Regions from separate parts of the Homo sapiens genome. Here region 2 is linked to region 1. Evidence: chromatin contacts called from ENCODE Hi-C or POLR2A ChIA-PET data. All regions are on one chromosome and are shown on one strand. Each heading gives the region's core, a stretch centred on a gene start or an enhancer-like site at or near the end of the contact. The rest is flanking DNA. Distances are from core to core; before and after follow the strand shown.

What was found. Hi-C counts contacts between places; a loop is a spot of excess contacts on that map. ChIA-PET counts read pairs that join two places held with the same protein, here RNA polymerase II (POLR2A). Pooled maps may share reads with other maps.
Region 2: a map of CD8-positive, alpha-beta T cell shows a loop between it and region 1 (7-fold over the local background). The contact joins the enhancer-like site here to the promoter of PIK3C3 in region 1. A Hi-C loop is called at or near these places in 3 of 168 maps with a recorded cell type or tissue (CD4-positive, alpha-beta memory T cell, CD8-positive, alpha-beta T cell and lower leg skin) and 13 of 50 pooled maps. POLR2A ChIA-PET finds 5 or more read pairs at or near these places in 1 of 52 experiments (activated T-cell).

Annotation. Positions count from the first base shown.
Region 1 is chr18:41,953,948-41,956,647 of GRCh38, forward strand. It overlaps PIK3C3 (phosphatidylinositol 3-kinase catalytic subunit type 3), which reads left to right and starts at 1,287. Exons shown (of 25, transcript NM_002647.4): 1 at 1,287-1,412. The coding sequence starts at 1,345. RefSeq lists an enhancer at 1,065-1,244.
Region 2 is chr18:38,939,712-38,942,411 of GRCh38, forward strand. No RefSeq gene overlaps it. Among named protein-coding and RNA genes, the nearest start is that of MIR924, 680 kb to the right of the region's middle. RefSeq lists enhancers at 678-1,877, 1,128-1,537, 1,588-1,777. Within about 2 kb of position 1,285, at least 8 of the 41 ENCODE cell types and tissues checked have a DNase peak (open chromatin) inside an H3K27ac peak, as active enhancers do; they include CD8-positive, alpha-beta T cell, where a contact is called at or near this core.

The sequences.
Region 1 (2,700 bases), core at 37-2,536:
AATGGCATGAACCTGGGAGGTGAAGCTTGCAGTGAGCCGAGATCGCGCCACTGCACTCCAGCCTGGGCAACAGAGAGACGGGCACTCCAGCCTGGGCAACAGAGCGACTCTGTCTCAAAAAAAAAAAAAAAAAAAAAAAAAGAAATGACATAGCAGTTTGGGAGGCCAGGGCAGGCAGATCACTGGAGGTTAGGAGTTTGAGACCCGACTGGCCAACATGGTGAAACCCCATCTCTATTAAAAATACAAAAATTAGCCTGACTGGGTGGCGGGTGCCTGTAATCCCAGCTACTTGGGAGGCTGATGCAGGAGAATCGCTTGAACCCAGGAGATGGAGGTTGCAGTGAGCCGAGATGGTGCCAGCCTGGGCGACAATAGCAAAACTCCATCTCAAAAAAAAAAAAAAAAAAGAAATAAAGGCATAGAAAATGGAGACTTTCATTCAATATCATCATTAATAACCAGTAAGTAGGAAGTATTAAACTCAGCAATGCATTAGACAGCTAGCGGGGCAAGACACGGAAGTAAATGGCACACTGGTCTTACCTTCCAAGAGTTTTCAATCTAATTGGAAGGGAGTATTACAATTTTAGATTATAATAATTATAAAAACAAACATTATAGGAGCTCAGAGGGTTTAGAGATCTGTGTTCTGTAGTTATTACAGGAGGCCTCTAGATTCTAACTTGGGTTAGGGCTTGAAACTACATTGAATTTGAATATTCCCAGTTTAAACATGCACGCAAGTATTATGTCCAAAGTAGCATGAATACTGACAACACCAAACATGAAACCCAGATTTATTTATTCTCTATTTAGTCCTTTCCCTACTCTTTAGAGCAGAAAGAGAAAATCCTTGCTTGAGATAGCAAATTAGTGCTACACTTTTTGGGAAGGCCACTGGAATTTAAACCTGGCAAAATTCCAATTTTTGTGCTTGTAACCTGTTTAGCCGGCAGCCAGTGAAAGCTGTTATAATTCTTTTTGAATTGAATTTTCTTTCGTATTGTTTTAGGTACAGCTCAAGCTCAAATGATAGCGTCTCTTTTTCTTTAAAAAAAAAAAAAAGTGCTGTCAAGACAGGAAAACTGGAATGTAACCAGATTAGCCGTTTCCCGTATACATTTGCCCTTAAGCAAGATGGTGGGCGCCTTGTGCACATGCGCGGAAGGGTTGTTTCGGCGGGGAGTTCCGCCGCGTCGGAACTCGCTCCGGGCGTGGATTGGCGGCTTGCTGGCGGGGGCGGAACCGGAAGTTCCGTGTTGTGGGGCTCAGCTGGTTCATTTATGTTGTTTTTCCTGTACCTAAGTTCCCGCTGTAGGTGGTACCTTTGCAGACGGTGCGATGGGGGAAGCAGAGAAGTTTCACTACATCTATAGTTGTGACCTGGATATCAACGTCCAGCTTAAGATGTAAGAGAACACTCGGGACAGGGAGTGGGATTGCTGGGGCGTAGGGACGTGGGGGCAGGGGCCTGTTGGGAGTGAGAGGCAGAAAGTACGTGACTCGTCTCAAGGCCCAGATTGGGGGCGGCTGTGAGGGCTGTAGCCAGGGAGGCGCGAGAGAGTGGATCGTGGAGAGGGGCTCTTTTGGAAAAGGATTTAATACGTGGTCTCCGTGAGAAGCACAGCAGTAGGAATAGCCCTTAAGTTCCGCTGTATTTTACAGTCTTTAAAGTTTTTGCTGTTCAGCCTTTTGAGAGTTTATTACTATTTCATTGTAAATTAAGAAATCAAGTCTCGTCGTAAGTAAGAGGACGATCTTTATTTTGGAACGGGGCTTGTAGGGTGGAATGAAGGCTTCAGAAATTATGGAGAGGTAGACACAGGCAGATGCGATAGTTGAGAATAAGATGAGCACATGGTGTATTAGCACGGGAGGTGATAGAGGCCTAGAGTGAATCTTTGGGTAGTATGGCAGTGTTTAGTCAGGGAAGTTGGGAGTAAGTCGAAGATGAGGGTTCCAGTTTCAAAGGTACCAAGAAGATAGGAGAAAAGAGTCTTTGCAGGAAAACGTTGGGGCACCACGGCTGAAGTAAAGGTCAAGGGCGTGATATCTTGAGATGAGGATAATAGAACTGGTATAATGACGAGGGATGCACAAGACAGAGTTGGAAATTATGTCCCTTTTAAGGTGGTCATGTAGGAGTGTTGTCAAAGCTATCACAAATTATTGACCATAGCATCATCCATAATTAATAAACATTTCTTGTGTATGTTCAATTAATATTCAACAAATATGTGTCGGTCAAAGGCCTGCAGTAAGTGATAGATAAATTTTCTCAGTTGTCTGATGTACCTTTGAATGATCATTTCATTTTATTTTCAGAAGTCCCTTATTCGCTGACAAATACTTTACTTTTTAGTTTGTGGTGGTGGTGGTAAAAGTAATATGTCAACAACCACCTTGTACCTTTGTATGATACTTTATACACTCATTTAAGGTATTTTCCATAGCATACACCACTAGTAGTTTATACAGGATCAATATTGATAAAGGGCTTTCCTTCAGCTTGATGCTCAGTATTTCTTGGATATATGAATGCATTTTTTGAAATGTTTGAACATTAAAAATAAAGAAAAAGCCAAAAAAACCGGTCCCTTTTTTTTTTTTTTTTTTTTTTGGAGACAGGGTCTCACTCTGTCTCCTTTCCCTTTGGGATGACGTTCTGCTTCTTTTGCTTCAACTCTCATGCATTGT
Region 2 (2,700 bases), core at 35-2,534, 3.0 Mb before region 1:
AAAATTTTTTTATTAGTGCATAGGGCTGGTCTGGATAGTCACCTCTGTGCCCCCATCTCTTTTCACCCATCTCTTTCTAAAAAGGTAAGGTCAGGTTTATCTGGAACTTGTCTTCTCCTTCAGACTCCATCCACAATACCACCTGGAAGAGAGCCCTGTAGAAAGCATTTATGGAAATATAGAAAATAGAGTTCAGCCCTTTCCTGGTCTGTGAAATCAAGAGACACTCAAGAGGAATTGAGATTACTGAGTTTCTGCTAATTGCTAAGGATCCTCAGGGTCAACAACCTGTCACCTTTCAATGCACAACTAACCTCCAATAAGGGTAGTGTTGAATAAATTAGTTAGGACATATGCCCAGGAGGGGAATAAGAACAGCAGAGTATCCTGTCCAGGAAGGAAGCATTTTTACCATGTTCAGCATAACCTTATAAGCGTGGTGGGAAAAGCCTTTGTTATTTGAGCCCATAAAAGTCTGTGGCCTCCTCTCTGGAAACATTACTTCCTCTACCTCTCAAATGCCAGTTTTAAAATTTTATTCCTTTGCCTACCGTGTTTCTGAAATGAACCCCCACCCCCCACCCCCAATGTTGTTGACTTTACTTCTACTTATTATTCTTTACTGACCAGGTGCCAACTCTTCTGAGAAGCCTCTGTGAACTGCTTCTCAACAGGATTAGCCACTTTATTTTTCTCACCTCCTCCCTTAATGGCATTTCCATTATTGCTGGCATTTTGCTGTAATTTAATTATTATTGTCTAGGTCTTTTGCCTCCTCTCTTCAGCATCTGCCTCTCAACATCAAACTAAGAGTTTCTTGAGGCTAAGTCTCCAATCTTTCATCTTCCCATCCTGGAAAATCTGAGCTACTGGTGTGCAGTAAAGCCAAATGTGTGCAAACAGAAGTGATGAAATTCAGAATTATTTGAATGATTTTCTTAAATCAGCAAAGAGAACAAACTTTTGCAGATGCCCTGTGTGATAAGAAGCACACTCATTCAACAAGTTTAGAACATCCATTTAATCCTGCTCTTTTCTTGCTAATATTCAAATTTCTTTAGTTGACTTGTATTTCAGGACCTTGTTGAAAAAATAACAATATTCTAGATTCTAGAGTCTAGAAAAGTAGGATCAACCTTTGACATATATCAGAATTGAGGGACTAAGTGGCTAAGTTGGCTGGACTTCCTGGGTCAACAGGGACTTCCCCAGGGGGACTTTCCCCTAAGCCAAAATGAGTCATAGCTGCAAGGTACGGGATTGAAACTTCACCCAATCAACAGGGACTTTCCCCTAAGCCAAAATGAGTCATAGCTGCAAGCGAAGGGATTAAAACTTCAACCAATGAAAGGGGACTTTCCCCTAAACCAAAATGAGTCATAGCTGCAAGCTAAGGGATTGAAATTTCAAGCAATCAAAGGGGACTTTCTTCTAAGCCAAAATGAGTCACAGCTGCAAACTAAGGCATTGAAACTTCAACCAATCATATAGGGAGTTTAAGCTCTAGCTGCAGCCTGATGTTTTTAACCAAGCAGGCCCACCAACCCACAAGCGGATAGAAAATAAGCTAATCCTACAGGACAGGAAAAGGAAAAGGGGAGGAGTCATAAGGGGACATAAGCCTAAGACACCCAAGCCAGAAACGGCAGCCATTCCGGATCCCCATGGAAGCTTTACTTTCTCTTTTGCTTTACTTTCGCTTTTGCTTTACTTCCGCTTTTGCTTTACTTTCGCTTTTGCTTTACTTTCACTTTCGCTTTAATAAATCTTGCCGCAGCACACTCTTTGGGTCTGCGCGTTTCTCTAATCGAGCTATAACATTAGCCGCTGTGGTCCAGGGCTTCATTCCTTGAAGCCCGTGAGACCATGAATCCTTCAATTGAGAAAAACCTTCAATAGGAAGACTTCTCATCTCAGAATCTTCTAGGGGAGATTGTTAAAGCTCAAGTTGTTGGGCCCAACCCTAGAGATTCTGATTCAGTAGTTTGGGGTTAGGGTCTGAGAATTTCAGGTGATGTATTCAGGTGACGCAACTGACAGTGATGCTGCCTGTCCTGGGACTGTGCGCTGAAAGCCACTGCTCTACAGTGCAATTAGCTGCAGTTTAGAGTTAGAGAAGGACATTCGAACTGTGCTTCATTTCTAGGCAGAGGCTGGAGATTTTCCTTCACAGCTCACGCTTTGGCTTGGCAATAATCTCAATCATTGTGTCATTTTGCTAGGACTCAGCAGGGGTGAGGGAGGCAAACTGCTAATATAGTGGAAAAGGGTCTGCATTTTGTTAACCTTGTGTAAGTGAAGTTCACAAAAGATTTGTCTTCTTAGGCATTCTTTTCTTGGACTTCTTCAATCAACCCCAATGCACGTGATTATAACAGAAAGGCTCCTGGTGGATCCTTTTGTAACATGTAACATCATTCTTTTAAAGCAAATAAGGGGCCATTAGACAGAGATAGTTTGTACCAGAAGCTCTTAGTTAAGCAAACTGAAACTTAACTTGGAGTCATTTCCTGTAATTGACTTACAGAAATAAAACAAAAGAACTTCAAAACAAAACAAAAGAGCTTCCACCAATAACAAACATTCAAACAGCCAATTGGTTATAAAATTAGGAGCTTTTGATCAGACCAGACCAGACCCAAATAAGACAAATGCCTAGCTACAGCCAGCCAGGAATTACTTTACTTCTGCGTTCAGCCT